Linked DNA regions of Homo sapiens: region 1 is linked to region 2. Evidence: read pairs that join two places in POLR2A ChIA-PET (ENCODE). Cell type or tissue: PC-9. All regions are shown on one strand. Each heading gives the region's core, and the rest is flanking DNA. Links, peaks and the distances in the headings are about the cores only.

The links. ChIA-PET counts read pairs that join two places held together with the same protein. Peaks named below come from ENCODE experiments on the same cell type or tissue, not always from the same donor. Only the 100,000 strongest peaks of a DNase experiment are listed, where the experiment ranks them.
Region 1: POLR2A ChIA-PET joins it to region 2 with 20 read pairs; 3 of 35 experiments call an interaction of 5 or more read pairs at or near these places.

The regions. Positions count from the first base shown.
Region 1 is chr17:7,985,626-8,002,290 of GRCh38, forward strand. No RefSeq gene overlaps it. Among named protein-coding and RNA genes, the nearest start is that of GUCY2D, 8.7 kb to the right of the region's middle. In PC-9, for the core only: no CTCF peak of the experiment used is centred there; no DNase peak of the experiment used is centred there; H3K27me3 peaks cover 199 bases.
Region 2 is chr17:7,808,242-7,810,741 of GRCh38, forward strand. All of the region lies in intron 63 of DNAH2 (dynein axonemal heavy chain 2), which reads left to right. Among named protein-coding and RNA genes, the nearest start is that of KDM6B, 25 kb to the right of the region's middle. In PC-9, for the core only: no CTCF peak of the experiment used is centred there; DNase peaks (open chromatin) are centred at 1,010, 1,440 and 1,920; H3K4me3 peaks cover 789 bases; H3K27ac peaks cover 2,500 bases.

The DNA.
Region 1 (16,665 bases), core at 14,120-16,619, 190 kb after region 2:
CAGACCAAGGAACACATTTTCATCCTCAGAGAAATGTGTTCCATCCAAGGAACACATTTTAAACCTCAAATCATGGTTTGATAGGAACTGGAACAGACATTTGAAACATTTGCTGTTCAAAATCAGGGGAGATAAAGGAATAAAAGGCTGGCTTACATGCCTTCATGTTTACACTCAACATGAGGGAGTCAAGGAAGGCCCCCACTAGACAGATTACCCCACCTTGAGACCTTGTCTCTACCAAAAACATAAACAAAAAACTATTTTAAAACTAACTGGAATATGGTGGCATGCACCCGTAGTCCTATCTACTTGGGAGACTGAGAGGCAGGAGGACGGCTTGAGCGTGGGAAGTTGAGGTTGCAGTGAGCTGTGATTGTATCGCTGCACTCCAGCCTGGGTGACAGAGTGAGACCATGTCTCAAAAAATAAATAAATAAATAAATAAATAAGTGGAAAGTTTAGATATAACTGAAGGGAAGGAGAAATAGTAGCTGAGTATAAAGAATGAGTGGGTTACAATGAGGGGACATCACATATTACATCAATATTACATTGATGCCTTGAGAGGGGCTCAGAGCAAGAGATTATATTTTCCCTTAGCTTAATCATACAGGATGGGCCAGGTGCGGTGGCTCATGCCTGTAATCCCAGCATTTTGGGAGGCCAAGGCAGGTGGATCACCTGAGGTCAGGAGTTCGAGATCAGCCTGGCCAACATGGTGAAACCCCGTCTCTACTAAAAATACAAAAATTAGACGGGTGTGGTGGCGGCGGGTGCCTGTAATCCCAGCTACTCGGGAGGCTGAGGCAGGAGAATCAAAACTCCATCTCAAAAAAAAAAGAAATTATACAGGATGTCTGAAAGGGTGAAGCCATCTAATGCCAAGATCACTCCTGCTTTTGAAACCTGACAAAGCCAAAAGGAAGTCTGCAAGCCCTAGTGGCATCGCTCTGGGAGACATTCTGGTCATATGCTATGATTACTCCAGATGGACGGGACTCCCTGTTAATGTCTAAGACTCTGGTAATATGCCATTATCTTTTGACTATTATTTTTCAGGTTATATCTACAGCCATATTGTGATATAGCGTTAACACTCACCTTGTTGCTAAGATTCAACTATCTTACATAAACAGGTCATGTGATAATACTGATATTGATGATCAAATGTATTGGGAAAATGGCCCTAAGGAAGAACTGGATTTAACTAACCAAAGCTAATTTCTATGCTACCATGCTCTGAGAAGCCCAAGCCATGGAATCACTACATAGAGAAGTACAGAGGTCCTCAACTCACAGCCCTCACCAACTTGCTGGAGGATAGCAACACCAGCTACCAGCCCCATACCCCGGCCAGCATCACGTGGAGCAGGGCCGCCTGGTGAAGCCACTGGGTCCACAGAATCATGAAGTTACAACTGGCATTGCTTCAAGCCATGCAACATTGGGGAGTATTTTATTTCCTACCAGTAAATAGACAAAACACCTGATATTTCCAATCCCTCAGGCTTCCCGGATTCTGCTGGTTTTTGATGTCCACCCCCACCCGCCAGCGCTTGGATTTGAGCTCCCTCTGCTCTGCCAAGTCAGTCATCACTCTCCACTCTCCCCCTGCTTTCCAGAATGCTGAGTTCTCCTGTCTGTGCTCATTTCCTCCCCCGCTCTTCTTGTCCTTGTGGGTTTATGCCTTTTTTATCCCTTTATTGTAATTTTAGTGGGGTTTGGGGAGGGTGAAGAGATAAATAGATCTGCTTAATCCGTCCTGTTTAATTCAGTTTCTCCTGCATTCTTAACATCCTATTCACAGGATTCTCCCTCCACCTCCTTCTTTACTCAAGATCTGGCTCTGCTCACAGGCTCCTCCCAGACGCCACACACCCCAGAGTTGAGAGGTTTGGGGTCAGTGTCCTCATTCCCAGTGGTTCCTTGAGGGCCATGCCACTCACCTCTTCCACCCCGCCCCCATCCCTGGTGAATGCCATCATTCACTGAGCAGTGGGCACACCCTCTTCTCCATCAGCTCCCAGTCTTCTCATTCTGGTGACTTCACCATCCCCAAGATCAATCCAGCCATCAGCTTGGCCTCTGAGCGCCCCGAACTCCTCGTGTCACATGCTTCTCCTCTACCTCCTTCAGCCATGACGTCACAGGACCAAACCCCCACTGTGTCATCTCCCAGAGCTGCCTCCCCTCTGAAGTCACTAATTCAGGCTGCCTACCCAGCACAACGGCCAGCTAAGAGGTCCCTTCTCCTGTGTGGAGCTGATCCCGTAGTCTATGCTCTGCATCCCTTGTCGCGCCCCCACCTCCCGATGGTGCATTCCATCTGCCTTACGTTGTCACCTTCTCCTTCTCTGTACGGTTTATTTTACTTTATTTTATTCTATTTGGAGACAGAGTCTCGCTCTGTCGCCCAGGCTGGAGTACAATGGCACGATCTCAGCTCACTGCAATCTCCGCCTCCCAGGTTCAAGCGATTCTCCTGCCTCAGCCTCCTGGGTAGCTGGGATTACAGGCACCTGCACCACACCTGGCTAATTTTTAGTAGAGATGGGGTTTCACCATGTTGTCCAGGCTGAACTCAAACTCCCGACCTCAGATGATCTGCCCACCTCAGTCTCCCAAAGCGCGGAGATTACAGGTGTGAGCCTCCACACCCGGCCTCCTTCTCTGTATGTTTTCTGAGGGCAGCACCAGCACCCATTCACCCACTTCCAGCAGCAGAGCCTGATTTTGCCTCTAGACCTCTCCCTGTCCCCCTCAGTCCTTGTCATCTAGGTTAAACTGGCTACACCCTCAGCCTGGTGTGAGCCAGGCCCTGCCAATCCATCACCTTGCCTGGTGACTGAGATGGACTCGGGAGTGGACATCCGACCAAAGGCAGGCCAGTTAGTCAAGAGACTCTTGGATTTTTGTGGAAGCCATTAGGTAAGTGGGGTCTTTGCTGGTTGGATTTAAGTCTGGGAGGATGAAGGACAGCACTGTTGCAGCCGTTTTGCCACAATGAGGGGAGGGCCTTTGGGAGGATAAAGCCCAGCATAGAAGAGAGCAAAGCCTGAGGCCTGCGGCATCTATGCCTGAATCCAGCTGTGCCTGAAGGTAGCGCTGTAGCTCAGGTTTCCAGTTACAAGAACCCATTCAACCTTTCTGCCTTAGCCTGGTTAGTATTGTGGTCCCACTGAACGTACCATTCAGGAGAATCACGTTTAAAAGTGGCACAAGACAAAGACATGAATCTGAATACCTTCAGACATAGTCTACAGCTCCCCCTGGTGGAAAACATTGTTTTTTAGAGTCCAGCTACTAGGCCTTAATTTTTATCCACCACGTGTCCCAATAGTCTGTATATATCTAGGTCAATTTAGAACATCTTTTCTAGTTCAAAAAGCATGTAATTGCTGCTATTTATAATCCTGATCACAGCCCATTCCGGTAATACTTTGTAATTCAGAACTATAATCCCCAACGAAACATGTCCCAGAATCAAGCAGTGAATGTAGAATGTGCTAGATCATTAGGACTCTTTTTTTTTTCTTTTTGAGATAGGGTCTCGCTCTATTGCTCAGGCTGGAGTGCAGTGGTGTGATCAGGTTCACTGCCGTCTCGACCTCCTGGGTTCAATGATCCTCCCGCCTTGGCCTCCCAAAATGCTGGTGATTACAGGCAGGAACCACTGTGCCCAGCCAGGAATCAATGTTTATAATTATCAAAAAAGAGACAAGAAGAAAGGAGGAAACACAAAACCATAATGCGGAAGAATGTTAAAATCCGGTCAAGTATAACTTCATTGATTTCTGGTTTCAAGGATTGTACCCCACAATTGTCTCTTTTCTCCCCACACGTCATGGAAATGATCAGAAAGAAGTAATTGTATGACAGTTTAAAAAATGAACTGTTCCGACCTGGAGCGGTGGCTCACGCCTGTAATCCCAGCACTTTGGGAGGCCGAGGTGGGTGATCACCTGAGGTCAGGAGTTCGAGACCAGCCTGACCAACATGGTGAAACCTCGTCTCTACTGAAAAAAAAAAATGCAAAATTAGCCGGGCATGCTAGCGCATGGCGGAGGTTGCAGTGAGCCGAAATCGCGCTATTGCACTCCAGCATGGGTAACAAGAGCGAAACTCGGTCTCGGAAAAAAAAAAATCTGTTCCAGCAAATGATAAAGCTGGAGAGAATGTTACTAACAGAACTGAAAATCTGAGGAATTTGAGGAAATGTGTTCTTCGTTGAGAGCAAAGTCACGCAGTGCTGAGCTGAGCACCCAGCGCAAAGGAGGGGCTCCCTAAAGGAAGGTGGAAAGGTCTCCCCAGTAGAGCTCCGCCCAGCCCCAGCTCTAAGCAGCGGGCCCCGGGCATCAGGGTTTCAGGGCTGAGGAATGTCCAGCGCCGCCCGATCGCGCCTCGCTTCCTCCATCACTAAACCACCGGGGGACTGACTGCCCGAGGCTGGTGCAGAAGCGGGTGCGGAAGCGGGAGAGGGAACGCGCGTGGCGCTCCAGCCGCCACCCCAACCCTGCCACTTCCGCAGCTGCCCGGGCGCCGCTGCACCCGGACCACTCTGCGGTCTACCCGCTGCGGCCAGAAGAAGAGAGACTCCGGGGAGGGTGGCCCTGCCGCACCCTGGCCTTCACAGAGCAGGGGGCGGAAGAGCCCAGGTGCCCTCGGTGCCTGCGCAACCTGAGCCCCGGCCGCCTCGCGCCTTATCCTTGGGGCTCCCCCTGGCGGCTAAGCCGGTCCCTGCAGGGAAACGTGCCCGTTGTCTCATCTGCATCCACTTAGCACCAAGACGGGGTAGCTGAGGGGGTCGGCGGAAGAGGAGAGGGGAGGCAGCAAAAGATGATCCATGCGGACGACCAGGGAGCCCACACCAGCCTCCAAGCGCGTCAGCCTCCAGCTCCACTCCCCAGGGTGAAGAGTCAACGGACAATCACCCCGAAGTAAGGCCCTACCGCCTCCTGAAAAAGGTGGTTAAAGAAGGGCAATCCGCTAAAGAATAGAGTACACGGGCCGGGCGCGGTGGCTAACGCCTGTAATCCCAGCACTTTGGGAGGCCGAGGCGGGCGGATCACGAGGTCAAGAGATCGAGAGCATCCTGGCGAACACGGTGAAACCCCGTCTCTACTAAAAATACAAAAAATGAGCCGGGCTTGGTGGCGGGCGCCTGTAGTCCCAGCTACTCGGGAGGCTGAGGCAGGAGAATGGCGTGAACCCGGGAGGCGGAGCTTGCAGTGAGCCGAGATAGCGCCACTGCACTCCAGCCTGGGCGGCAGAGCGAGACTCCGTCTCAAAAACAAAAAACAAACAAACAAACAAACAAACGGAATGGAGTACACGAATTATAAGTACAAGAATGTACTTAAAATATTCAAATTAATACCCTCAATAACATTAATGCCAGAATCTTGCATTCACAATAAAAAACTTGGTGTCCAAAATGTGGTACATCCATGCAATGGAGTATTATTCAGCCTCTAACAGGAATGAAATTCTTACACATGCTATAATGTGGGTGGACCCTGAAAACATTACCCTGAGTGAAATAAGCCAAATACGGAAGGACAAATCCTGTATGATTCCACCTCTACGAGGTACTTAGAATAGGTAAATTCATACAGGAGAAAGTAGACTAGAGGGGCCGTCGTTGTTTAATGGGTACAGAGCTTTTGTTGGAGATGGTGAAGAGTTTCAGGTGTAGTGGTGATGGTTACACAAAAATTTTGGCTGTACTTAATGCCACTAAACTGTACACTTAAAAATGGCTAAAATGAGGCCGGGCGCGGTGGCTCACGGCTGTAATCCGAGCACTCTGGGAGGCCGAGGCGGGTGGATCACCTGAGGTCAGGAGTTCGAGACCAGCCTGGCCAATATGGCGAAACCCCGTCTCTACTAAAAATACAAAAATTAGCACGTGCCTGTAATCCCAGTCTGAAGGTATTCAGATTCATGTCTTTGTCTTGTGCCACTTTTAAACGTGATTCTCCTGAATGGTACGTTCAGTAGGACCACAATGCTAACCAGGCTAAGGCAGAAAGGTTGAATGGGTTCTTGTAACTGGAAACCTGAGCTACAGCGCTACCTTCAGGCACAGCTGGATTCAGGCATAGACGCCGCAGGCCTCAGGCTTTGCTCTCTTCTATGCTGGGCTTTATCCTCCCAAAGGCCCTCCCCTCATTGTGGCAAAACGGCTGCAACAGTGCTGTCCTTCATCCTCCCAGACTTAAATCCAACCAGCAAAGACCCCACTTACCTAATGGCTTCCACAAAAATCCAAGAATTGAGTCTCTTTTTATTTATTTATTTATTTTTTTGAGACGGAGTTTCACTCCTTTGTCCAGGCTGGAGTGCAATGGCAGGATCTTGGCTCACTGCAACCTCCGCCTCCCAGGTTCAAGGGATTCTCCCGCCTCAGCCTCCTGAGTAGCTGGGACTACAGGCACCCGCCACAATGCCCGGCTGATTTTTTGTATTTTTAGTAGAGATGGAGTTTCACCATGTTGACCAGGCTGGTCTTGAACTTCTGGCCTCAGGTGATCCACCCGCCTAGGCCTCCCGAAGTGCTGGGATTACAGGTATGAGCCACTGCACCCGGCCAAGAATTGAGTCTCTTGACTAACTGGCCTGCTTTTGGTCGGATGTCCACTCCCGAGCCCATCACAGTCACCAGGCAAGGTGATGGATTGGCAGGGCCTGGCTCACACCAGGCTGAGGGTGTAGCCAGTTTAACCTAGATGACAAGGACTGTAGCTGGGACTACAGGTGCAGGCCACCACGCCCGGCTAATTTTTTGTATTTTAGTAGAAATGGGATTTCACCATGTTGGCCAGGATGGTCTCGATCTCCTGACCTTGTGATCCACCCACTTCGGCCTCCCAAAGTGCTGGGATTACAGGCATGAGCCACTGCACCCAGCCTGTTGTGGCCATCTTTAGAAAATACAATACGCCACAGCCTGCCCTCTGACCACAACTCACATTCCAACCACATGAAAACACAAGGCTCTTCCCATTATGGCATCAACTCAAGGTCTAGCACTTCTGCATCCAAGTTGGGTCCAGAGGCAGCTGAGTCTCCACAGGTGATTCACCAACTTTCTGCAGCTCTCAGGGTACCTGTTCTGGATTAAAAATGAGATCATCCCAGCTCTGTGGGGTGGTCAAGAGCTTCCCTGGAATGTGGCATCGTAACATTCCACTAGCACTCCCTGAGCACCTTACATGCCCAGCTCCACTGTGTGGACCCATGGAAAACCTGGATGAACAGGAAAGACCCAGAATTTGCCAATGCAAGCTTTGGTGTAGGCTGTCCTCTGTGACTGTCACTGGTTCCACTGATGCAGGGCAGGTGAGCCCCAAAATTGAGGCTTAGCCAGGGAGGGTTCTTGGCTTCACCCAAGAAAGAATTCAAGGGCAAGCTGGTGGCAAGGGGTGGATATGCAACAATTTCTAGAAAAAGGTTGGTAACTTCTGGGTTGTTGAGTTGTTGCCATGGAAAGGGGTAGTAACTTCTGGGTGTTGCCATGGCAATGGTAAACTGACATGGCACTGGTGGGCGTGTCTTATGGAGTGGTGTTCTCACCTCTTCCGTGTTTCAGCTAGTCTTCAATCTGGTCCAGAGTCCAAGCCCCACCTCTGGAGTCAAGTCCTGCCTCCTATATCACTGCTACTTGGATGTCATCCCCAATCGTGGAACCTTCTTCAGGTTCCTTAACTTTACTACATTCAACTGTAAAATCTCATAGCTACATTCCATGGTGACTTCAGGTTTTTGAACATATGCTGATAAATACTTATTTGGAGGGATCACACAGTGGTCCTGTCAGCCAGCCTCACTTTCCATTGTGGTTACATCCTCATCTGTAGAGCAAGGCTTCTTACCATTTTTTTGGAATATTTATCTTATGAGAAATGGGAATACTGAAAGCATAACTATTAAGACTTCATATAATTGAGACAAATAGAAAAGATTTACCTACAACAGGGTGTTCACTGGCTTTAAGCTAAAGGACCTGGCAGACTGCGTTCTAGTTGTTAAGGAAAGAAACAAAATACACAAAATCCTGGGAATGCATCATTGGAAGTTGAGCCTAAAATGTACTGTATTATTGGGGACTTTATATTAAATACATTTGATGACAGATTTACCCTCTTTGGGAAGAGAACCTTCCTGATAGTCTGTGGTTCCCACTCTCCTATCAGGCCCGAGTCTGCGTTTTTTTGTTTGTTTTGTCTTCGTTTTGAGATGGAGTTTCGCTCTTGTTGCCCAGGCTGGAGTGCAGTGGCACGATGTCGGCTCACTGCAACCTCTGCTTCCCGGGTTCAAGGGATTCTCCTGCCTCAGCCTCCCCAGTAGCTGGGACTACAGGCACATGCCACCACGCCCGGCTAATTGTTTGTATTTTTAGTAGAGACGTGATTTCACCGTGTTAGCCAAGATGGTCTCGATCTCTTCACCTCGTGATCCGCCCGCCTCGGCCTCTCAAAGTGCTGGGATTATAGGCAACAGCCTCCCCGCCCGGCCGAGCCTGCGTTTTTAGGTGTACCATGCAGCATACACGAAAGGGATGAAAGACCCGCGTATCCATTGGCCCTGACTGCTGTGACGGATTACCACAAACTTGGTGGCTGAAACAACACACGTTTACTCTCTTACAGTTCTGGAAGTCAGAAGTCCGAATTCAGTTTCACTGGGCCCAAATCCGGTTGTTGGCGGGGCCTTGCTGTCTCTGCAGAATCCATTTCCCATCCATTTCCCGGAGTCACATTTCTTGCGTCCCTTGGCTCCTGTCCTCCAGCAGCGCAGCATCCTGCTTCAGTGTTGCTTTGCTTTGTGTGTCGAATCTCCCTCTTATAAGGACGCTTGTGATTACATTGAGGGCCCACCCAGATAATCCAGGATAATCTTTCCATCTCAAGATCCTTACATTCAAATGGCGAAACATTATTGAATAAAATGAAGTAAATCTATATCTAAGAACATGGAAAACGTCCAAGACATGTAATAAAGGGAAAAATAGAAACTAATACTCGACAACCAGTTAGAAGATATAATAGAAGAAAAGGACCTACAAGAGCAATATAAAAGATAAAATGCTTTTTAATAAACTTAACACAGTTCACAGGTTCTGGGGATTTGGAAATAAAAGAAAAAAAAAGAAAAGAAAAATACAATGATAAAAAAGAAAAGAGTAACAAGAAATACATCAAACTCACTTAAAGAAAAGGTAAAAACACTACAGAAGGGTACAAAAGTAGGCTTCAACAAATAGTAGTCTTGCCCAGAAAGACTCAACATCCTAAAATGTAAATCTTCCATAAATTAATTTATAAGTTTAACACAATAACAAAGAAAGTGCCAATGACTTTTTAAAAATTAGGAAGATGATTAAAAAGACAATATAAAAAATTAATGCATAAGAATTATCAGGAAAATTCTGGAAAGGAGGAGCAATGAGGCAGAGGACGGAGAGTAGCTCTGTAAATTAATTAAAAATATTATAATACTTCAGTAATGAAAGTAGTATAGTAGTGGTTCATATTAGACAGACTGACCAAGGGAACAGAACAGAAAATCCAGAAATACATGCAGATACATTCAGGATTGTTCTTTATGATGATATGAGGAGAAATGAATTATTCAGTGAATGGTAATGGGACAGCTGGGAACCAGGCAGATGAAAATAAAATTGGATCCACACCTTACTCCTCACATCAGGATAAATTCCAAAGGGGTCACAGATTTAAATGTAAACGTGAAACTGTAAGTCCTTGAAGAATGAAGAAAACATTGGAGAATGTGTTTGTAGCCTTTGCTTTTCTGATAGTGATTTAAAATCCAAACGGCATTTAAAAATTTTAAAAGACTGCATTTGAAAATGTACTTGGCAAAAACACACTCACATTATAAGCAAAGAGTAGACACATCAACTGGGATTTTTTTTTCAAATCATATTACAAATGTGTATTCTCCTAACATATAAAGAGATCTAAAAAATGATAAGAAAAAGACCAATAACCCAATAGAAAAGTGAGCAAAAGATATAAACAGACAGTTCTCAAAAAAGATATGCAAAAGGCCTGTAAACATGAAAATATGTTCAGCCTCACTCAGAAGAGAAACACAAATTTAAACTATACCATGATACTTTTTTTTCCCTTGGATGCCATTTTTCTTTTTCAAATATCAAATTGGAGAAATTAAAAACACACTCTGAATCCAGGCTGTGGGCAACAAGACACTCTAAGTCATTGCTGGTACTAGTGTAAATTGGCATAATCCCTAGAGGGGACAATTTGGCAACATCTCTCCAAATTACAGTGCATTTACACAGGCAATTTGCCTGTAGATGTACTTAGATATATGCAAAGTGAGGCTTGTACAAGGTATTCATCGGAGCAGCAATAGCAAAGAGTAACCAGGTTACAGTTCTGCGATTCAATGGAATCTATGCAGCTATGATCAGCTCTCTATGAAACAAGAAACAAGACCTCCAAGATATTGTTGAAATAAAATAGCAAGGTACAGAACAGTGTTATCTTTTATGTAAAAAGGGGACTAGAAGAAAATAGATTCTTATTGCTTGCGTATGCCCAAGGAGCGCCACAAAACGTATGAGAATCTACCTGTGGCTCTCCCTTTGGGGGAAGTGGGCTGACAGGGGACACACGTGGTAGGGAGCATTTTCACTGTATATTCTTTTTTGTTTATTTTATTTTTGAACGATGTAATTGTATTATATTTTCATAAAACAAATATAAAATATTTTAAGGAGGGAAGCAGATTGTAAAATAGTACATAAAATTATCTATTTTCGGCTGGGCGTGGTGGCTCACACCTGTAATCCCAGCACTTTAGGAGGCCGAGGCAGGTGGATCACAAGGTCAAGAGATCGAGACCATCCTGGCCAACATGGTGAAACCCCGTCTCTACTAAAAATACAAAAAAAAATTAGCTGGGCGTGGTGGCGCACACCTGTAGTTCCAGCTACTTGAGAGGCTGAGGCAGGAGAATTGCTTGAACCCGGGAGGCAGAGGTTGCAGTGAGCCAAGATCGCACCACTGCACTCCAGCCTGGTGACACAGTGAGACTGCATGTCAAAAAAAAAAAAAAGTTATCTATTTTCTCATATATGCATTTTTAAAAGCTATTTACAGTGGTTATCTTCAAAAGTCTTTTATTTTTGCTTACACATTTTTGCATACTTTATTACAGATGTGAGCCACTGTGCCCAACCCGTTTTAACATTTAATAGTGAAAAAATGATATATTTCTGTTTCCTCCACACTATTCTTTAACTATTACAAACTGTAGTTTAATGGAATCCTGATTTTTACCCTCTAGTTTGGATTCAGTGTTTCTAACTTGAAGTTTTTTTGTTTTTTTTGTTTTGTTTTGTTTTTTTGACCAGACCCCCAGGACTTGTTTCCTTCTGTGAGATTCAGGCCAAATTGGTTTCAAAAGTTGTTTTGCTTCAAGGAATAGTTTTTCCTTATCTACTGCTGCAGTGATTCCACAAACAGAAACTTCTAATTCCTTCTGTCAACTCCTCCAAATTTCGTGACTTTATGGGGGGCAGGGAAGGGACTAAAAATCTCAGAAGAAAGAGCTTTATACCCTTTGCCTCTAGACAGAGCAAAACCAAGACCTTCCAGAGAGGGAGCGCCACCTGCAGCTGAGGCTATTTATAGTACAGGAGTTGGATTTAAATATAATTCTGTCCTCTGGTAACTCCAGCCAGCTGCTACTTTAAGATTTGGCGCCGCCCTTTATGTAAGAGGGCATGTTTTGTTTCAGTACCTTTCAGATGGAATCGAAATTTAGCAGTAAGCAACAAACAAGCTCTGGTGTGGGCCACTGGAAGTGAGAAGCAGTGTGGTGGCAGGAGGCTGGCTGTGCAACCTTGGCGTGAGGACTAGAATGGATTTAAAATAGTCCACTCCTTGAGTATAAAATGGTACAGGCTCTGCAGAAAACAGTGTGTCAGTTCCTGAAACAATCAAGCATAGAATTATATGATCCAGGCCAGGCACGGTGGCTCACACCTGTAATCTCAGCACTTTGGGAGGCCAAGGTGGGTGGATTGCTTGAGGTCAGGAGTTCGAGACCAGCCTGGCCAACATGGTGAAACCCCGTCTCTACCAAAAATACAAAAATTAGCCTGGTGTGGTGGCGCCTGCCTGTAGTCCCAGCTACTCGGGAGGCTGAGGCAGGAGAATCACTTGGACCTGGAAGACGGAGGCTGCAGTGAGCAGAGGTCAAGCCACTGCCTTCCAGCCTGGGTGACAGAGTGAAACCCTGCCACAAAAAATAAAATTAAATAAAATTAAATATTTATTTGAAAAAAGAATTATATGATCCAGCAATCCCACTTCTAGGTGTATACCCAAAACAACTGAAGGAAGGGACTCAGAGACCAAGAGGTGGAAGCAAGCCAAGTGTCCACAGAAGAATGAATGGGTAAATAAAATGTGGTATATACTGTACATACAATGGAATATTATTTAACCTTAAAAAGGAGTGAGGTGGGGCTTGGTGGCTCACACCTGTAATCCCAGCACTTTCGGAGGCCAAGGCAAGAGGATCACCTGAGGTCAGGGGTTTGAGACCGGCCTGGCCAACATGGTGAAACCCCGTTTCTACTAAAAATACAAAAATTAGCCAGGCATGGTGATGCACGTCTGTAGTCCCAGCTACTCGGGAGGCTGCGGCACGCAAATTGCTTTGAACCCAGGAGGCTGAGGTTGCAGTGAACCGAGATTGCCCCACTGCACTCCAGCCTGGGGTGACAGAGTGAAACTCTGTCTCAAAAAAAAAAAAAAAAAAAAAAAAAAGGAATGAACCTCTGATACGTTACAGCATAGGATAAACCTTGAAAACATCATGCTAAGTGAAATAAACAGACACAAAAGGACAAATACTCTATGATTCTACTTATGTGAGGTAGCTAAAGTAGTCAAATTCATAGAGACAGAAAGAATGATGGGCCGGGGGCAATGGCTCACACCTGTAATCCCAGCACATTGGGAGGCTGAGGTGGGAGGATTACTTGAGCCCAGGAGTTGGAGACCAGCCTAGGCAACATAGTGAGACCCTCATCTCTGCCAAATTTCAAAAAATTAGCCAGGCATAGTGGCACATGCCTGTGATCCCAGCTGCTTGGGAGGCTGAGGTGGGAGGATTGTGTGAGCCCAGGAGGTTGAGGCTATAGTGAGCTGAGATCGTGCCATTGTACTCCAGCCTGGGCAACAGTGCAAGACCCGGTCTCTAAAAAATAAAAAGGAAAAAAAAATAAGAACAGTGGTTTCTGGGGGCTGGAGGGAGGGGAAATGGGGAGCTAGTATTTAATGGGCACAGAGTTTCAATTGGGTAAGATGGAAAAGTTCTGGAGATGGACAGTGGTGATGGTTGCACAACAATATGAATTTACTTAACACCACTGAATTGTACACTTTAAAAATGTTAAAGTGGGGAGACTGGGCGCGGTGGCTCACCCCTGTAATCCCAGCACTTTGGGAGGCTGAGGCAGGCGGATCACGAGGTCAAGAGATCGAGACCATTCTGGCCAACAAGGTGAAACCCCGTCTCCACTAAAAATACAAAAATTAGCTGGGCGTGGTGGCGGGTGCCTGTAATCCCAGCTACTCGGGAGGCTGAGGCAGGAGAATCGCTTGAACCCGGGGGGCGGAGGTTGCAGTGAGCCAAGATCACACCACTGCACTCCATCCTGGGCAGCTGAGTGAGACTCTGTCTCAAAAAAAAAAAAAAAAAAAAAGTTAAAATGGTAAATTTTATGTTAGGTATATTTTATGACAAAAAGATTTTAAAAATCCCCCCTTCATCTTCATCTATATTACCCATCTGTCCATGGACCCTAGAGGAAAATTGGGAGATTGTCAATTTAACCAAATTGGTCTCTGGACCTCATTCTCATCATGTGTGAAATGAAAGAGTTGGCTGGAGTTTCCACAATTTCATGTAGAGATGTTGAGTCAGAAGACAGGAGATGTGGGGAGGTAACTCTTATGGAAGGTAAGAAGCACAGCACTGTAGAAACGAATATTGATGTCTACTGGATTTTGGAAGTCTGCTACAGGTCAGACATCTAAATTTTTGTTGACAAATTTTTTTTAATTTAAATTAGAAAACATTTCAAGCATACAGAAAATCCCTACATATAGCGATTGTTTACCACCAAAAACTAACAGATGTTAATATTTTGCCATATATATATATGATCCGCCAGCCTCTGCCTCCCAAAGTGCTGGGATTACAGGCATGAGCCACCATGCCCAGCCTATGTGTCTTGCTTAATAAATCCATTCCTACCCTGAATTGATAAAGATGTCTTTTCAATCTATGTCTTTTTTTCTCTTAAAAATTTCTGCTCTTTTTAAATTTTTCTATTTTCTTATTTTTTTTCTTTGTTCTTCAGAGCAGATCTACTTTCTTTGAATTCTATAATCTAAAATTTTTAATTAACTTTATTTGGAAATAATTTCAAACTTAAAAAATGTTGCAAAAATAAAAAATATGCAAAGAACACTCACAGGCTGTTTACCCAGATTCACCTATTGTTAGCATTTTACCCTATTTGTTTATCATTTGAAATAGATAATATATAAAACATACCATATATCATATCTAATATATATTTTTTCTGGACTGCTTGAGGGTCAGTTATATACATGATGCTTTACCATTAAATACTTCAGTGTGTATTTCCTATGAACAGGGATAGTCTAACATAACTACACTACCATTATTAACTTTATAACTTTATACTCTTTTGAATCTCCTGTGATATTCCAATTTTGTCAATTGCCAATTTTTTTGTTAATGTTGATGTTCTTTATAGCATTTTTATAACCCCATGCCGCCCTATAACCATTTTTCTTTTCTTTTTTTGTTTTTTGAGATGGAGTCTCACTTTGTTGCTTAGGCTGGAGTGCAGTGGCGCGATATTGGCTCACTGCAAACTCTGCTTCCCAGGTTCAGGTGATTCTCTTGCCTCAGCCTCCTGAGCAGCTGGGATTACAGGTGCACTCCACCACCCGCGGCTAATTTTTGTATTTTTAGTAGAGACGGGACTTCACCATGTTGGCCAGGCTGGTCTCAAACTCCTGACCTCAAGTGATCCGCCTGCCTCGGCCTCCCAAAGTGCTGGGATTATAGGCGTGAGCCACGGTGCCCGGCCTCAAGCCCTATAACCTTATAGCACTTTAAAAAAATCCAATGATACAGAATCCAAACTAAGGGCAGGTGTTGCATATAATTGTCATGTCTTTTTAGGTTTCTTTAATCTGAAACAGTTCCTCAACCTCTATTTGCCTTCTATGACATTGACATTTTTGAAGAATGCAGTCCTCCCCACCTTTTTAAATAGAACGTTTCTCATTTAGTGTTTATCTTATGTTTCCTTGTGATTAGATTTGAAATAATGCTGGAACATTGCCGAGACGTATTGTGCAGCACTGCATAGGTGTAGTATTATGTCCTTCTCAGGGTATCACATCTGGAGGCAAAGAATGTCTCTCTGCCCCTCATGGTTAATTTTGATCACTTGCTTAAAGTATTGCCCCATTTCTCCACTGTACAATGACTGCTTTTTATTTTATTCCCCACTCCCTTCCAACTCATGGCAATCTGGAGGGAGATACTTTCAGACCCTGCAAAAGTTCTGCTCCTCATCCAACATTTCCCCCAGCTTTAGAATCCACTGATGATTCTTACCTGATCCAATCTTTGCCACCAAGTCTGAAAATGATTCATTTAAAAGTTTTTAAGTTTTATTTTTCACATATAGGTCTTTGACCTGGAATAGATTTTGTGTATGGTGTGAGATAGGGATTGAATTCTATTTTCCCCCCAGATGGCTAATCAGCTCCATTTGTTGAAGTTTATTCTTTCCCAGTTGGTAAGAAATGTCCACGTCTTCACACATTTGCTGTGTTTGTTTCAGTACTGTATATTCTATTTCATTGGTCCATTTGTTTATCCTTGTGCCAAAACTATGAAGTCTTTATTGCCATAGCTTTATAATATATATTTATATAAATATATAATTGCTGTCACTACATAATGTGGATTTATATAAATATATAATATATAATTGCTATAGCTTTATAGTATATATTTATATAATTGCTGTTTTATATATCATATAATTATATAAATATATAATTGCTATGTTTTATATATTATATATTTATGTAGATATATAATTGCTATGTTTTATATATTATATATTTACATAAATACATAATTGCTATTGCTTTATAATAAATTTGTATATCTTATAGGGCATCTTCCATTATACTCTTCTCTAAAATTGTTAGCTATTCTTGCCATCCGGGCAATTATATTCATTTTCACAACAACCCTCAGATTAAGCAATTGCCCAAGGTCCAAAAATCAGCAAGAGGGACTTGGAACCCAGGTCTGTCGGAGGCCAAAGCTCTTTTCATTACTTCCTGAGGGTGGTTTTCTAGGCATGGAGAAGCAGAGGTCAGGGAATCAAGTGTGGCGAGAGAGAGAAGAGAAGTGAAAGAAGAAAGGCAGGTGTCAGCTTGGTGTGGGTTTGGTCTCTGGGATATAGACTTTGCCAGCCAAAGGATGGAGCTTGAACTTAGCTGGCAGAACTGGAAACAGAAGATTGTAAGGAAAGGG
Region 2 (2,500 bases), core at 1-2,500:
GCACCTGTAATCCCAGCTACTCAGGAGGCTGAGGCATGAGAATCGCTTGAACCCAGGAGGTGGAGGTTGCAGTGAGCCAAGTTCACACCACTGCAATGCAGCCTGGCGACAGAGTGAGACTGTCTCAGAAAAAAAAAAAAAAAAGATGCATGCATAAGTGACTCCTGAACCAGGCAGAATGATGGGCAAGTGCCATTATCAAAAAAATTCAAAATTCTTCCAGTTTATCATTTGATTTTTTAAATGATTGATTTAATAGGTGATACTACTCTGTCCCCAAGGTAATACAGTTACATGGTTTGAAGTGTGAAAGGTACAAAGGAGTATCCAATAAGAAGTTTCCCCTCGCCCACCTTCTGTTCTCTAGTCACCAGCTTTCCTCTCTGAAAGCAGCCGATATTACTGTCACCCAGGCTGGAGTGCAGTGGCGCAATCTCAGCTCACTGCAACCTCCACCTCCTGGGTTCAAGAGATTCTCCTGCCTCAGCCTCCTGAGTAGCTGGGACTACAGGTGCCCGCCACCACGCCCGGCTGATTTTTGTATTTTTAGTAGAGACGGGGTTTTGCCATGTTGGCCAGGCTGGTCTCAAACTCCTGACCTCAGGTGATCTGCCAGCCTCAGCCTCTCAAAGTGCTGGGATTACAGGCATGAGCCACTGCCCCCAGCCTGCACCTTACTATCTTATTTACCTGTGAGTTGAAGATTGTTCCTTATCAGTATGTAAAGAGCCTCTGCTTTCTTTTTACCACTGCATGATATTCCAGTGGGTAGCTACAGGGACACCATCATTTATTTAACTGTTCCCCATTTGAGGGAGACACTGTTTCCAATCTTTGGATCTTTGCTTGCCCTGTAACTTTGTTGGTGCTATCTTCATATAGAAATTTAAAATATTTATATAATTGAAGCTGGCCATACAATTTCAAACTGTTTTACCTAAAACCAACTTTGGAAAACATCCAGGTTCGACCTCCACAGATCAGATGAGGAGCCTGAGGCTAGGGAGATCAAGGGCTCACTGGCTCGTCACCGTCAGAGCTGGGCTAGATCCTGTGTTTCCTGACTTCACGCCTCTCTGCCCACAGCTCATCCCCGTTTTTTTCCTGCTGTAGGCATCTTTACTGTCAAAAGCTAAGCTGCCCACGAGGCCTCTTCTGTGCAGGGAACTCACCCAGGTTGGGTGAACGGGGCTTCTCTCTGCACCTCTGCACCTGCTCCTCCACGGCTCCGTCCCTGCTACCACCGCCACCTCCCAACCTCTCACAAAACTTTGCTCTTTTACTCTGTCTTTTCCCAAGAGCGAAGAATCACAGGTGTGGCAATCTGTTTGGAAAGGGTTTTCACCTAGATGAATCATATCCTGGGCTAAATAATTAGGAGTGGTTCCTCATATGTGAAAAATGGGACCTCTGGGGTGCACTGCCAACAACATCATTCATCAAACAAGCATTTATAGTGCACCCAGTGTTAGGTATTTTGGTGGAGGGTCCACACCCACACTTGAGAACCCCTAAGTGAAAAGAGAAAGCAGACAGGGAACAAACATTTCTCCTTTTTTACGGACAAAGCCTGTGACGTTTATGAGCCAAATGCACCTTAAAAAAAAAAAAAAAGCAGCAGCAGCATTTATGTGTTTATTTTTAGAGATGGGGTCTTGCTGTGTTGCCCAGGCTGGTCTTGGTCTTGAATTCCCATCTCAGTCTTACAAGTTGTTGGGATTACAGGTGTGAGCCACCGTGCCCCGAAATGTACCTTCCTTTCCTTCCTTCCCTCCCTCCCTTCCTTCCTTCCTTCCTTTTCTTCTTTCTTTTCTTTCTTTTTTTTCTTTTTTTTTTTTTTGAGACAGGATCTCACTCTGTCGCCCAGACTGGAATGCAGTGGCGCAATCACGACTCACTGCAGCCTTGACTTCCTGGGCTCTGGTGATCCTCCCACCCAAGCCTCCTGAGTAGCTGGGCCTACAGGCACACTCCACTATTCCTGGCTAATTTTTTATATTTTTTGTAGAGACGGGGTTTCACCATGTTGCCCAGTCTGGTCTTGAACTCGTGGGCTCAAGTGATCCTCCTGCCTTGGCCTCCCAAGTTGCTAGGATTACAAGGGTGAGCCACCCCACCTGGCCCAAATATACCCTTTTTGTTTTGTTTTGTTTCGTTTTGTTTTTGAGAGAGAGTCTCGCTCTATCACCCAGGCTGGAGCACGGTGGTGCGATCCCAGCTCGCTGTAACTTCTGCCTCCCAGATTCAAGTGATTCTCCTGCCTCAGCCTCCCGAGTAGCTGGGATTACAGGCGTCTGCCACCACGCCCGGCTAATTTTTGTATTTTTAGTAGAGATGGGGTTTCACCACGTTGGCCAGGCTGGTCTTGAACTTCTTACCTCAAGTGATCTGCCCGTCTCGGCCTCCCAAAGTGCTGGGATTACAGGTGTGAGCCACCGCGCCTGCCCCCAAATGTACCTTTTAATACAACTTCACAACTAGGCACTGTGCCCTGGGCCCT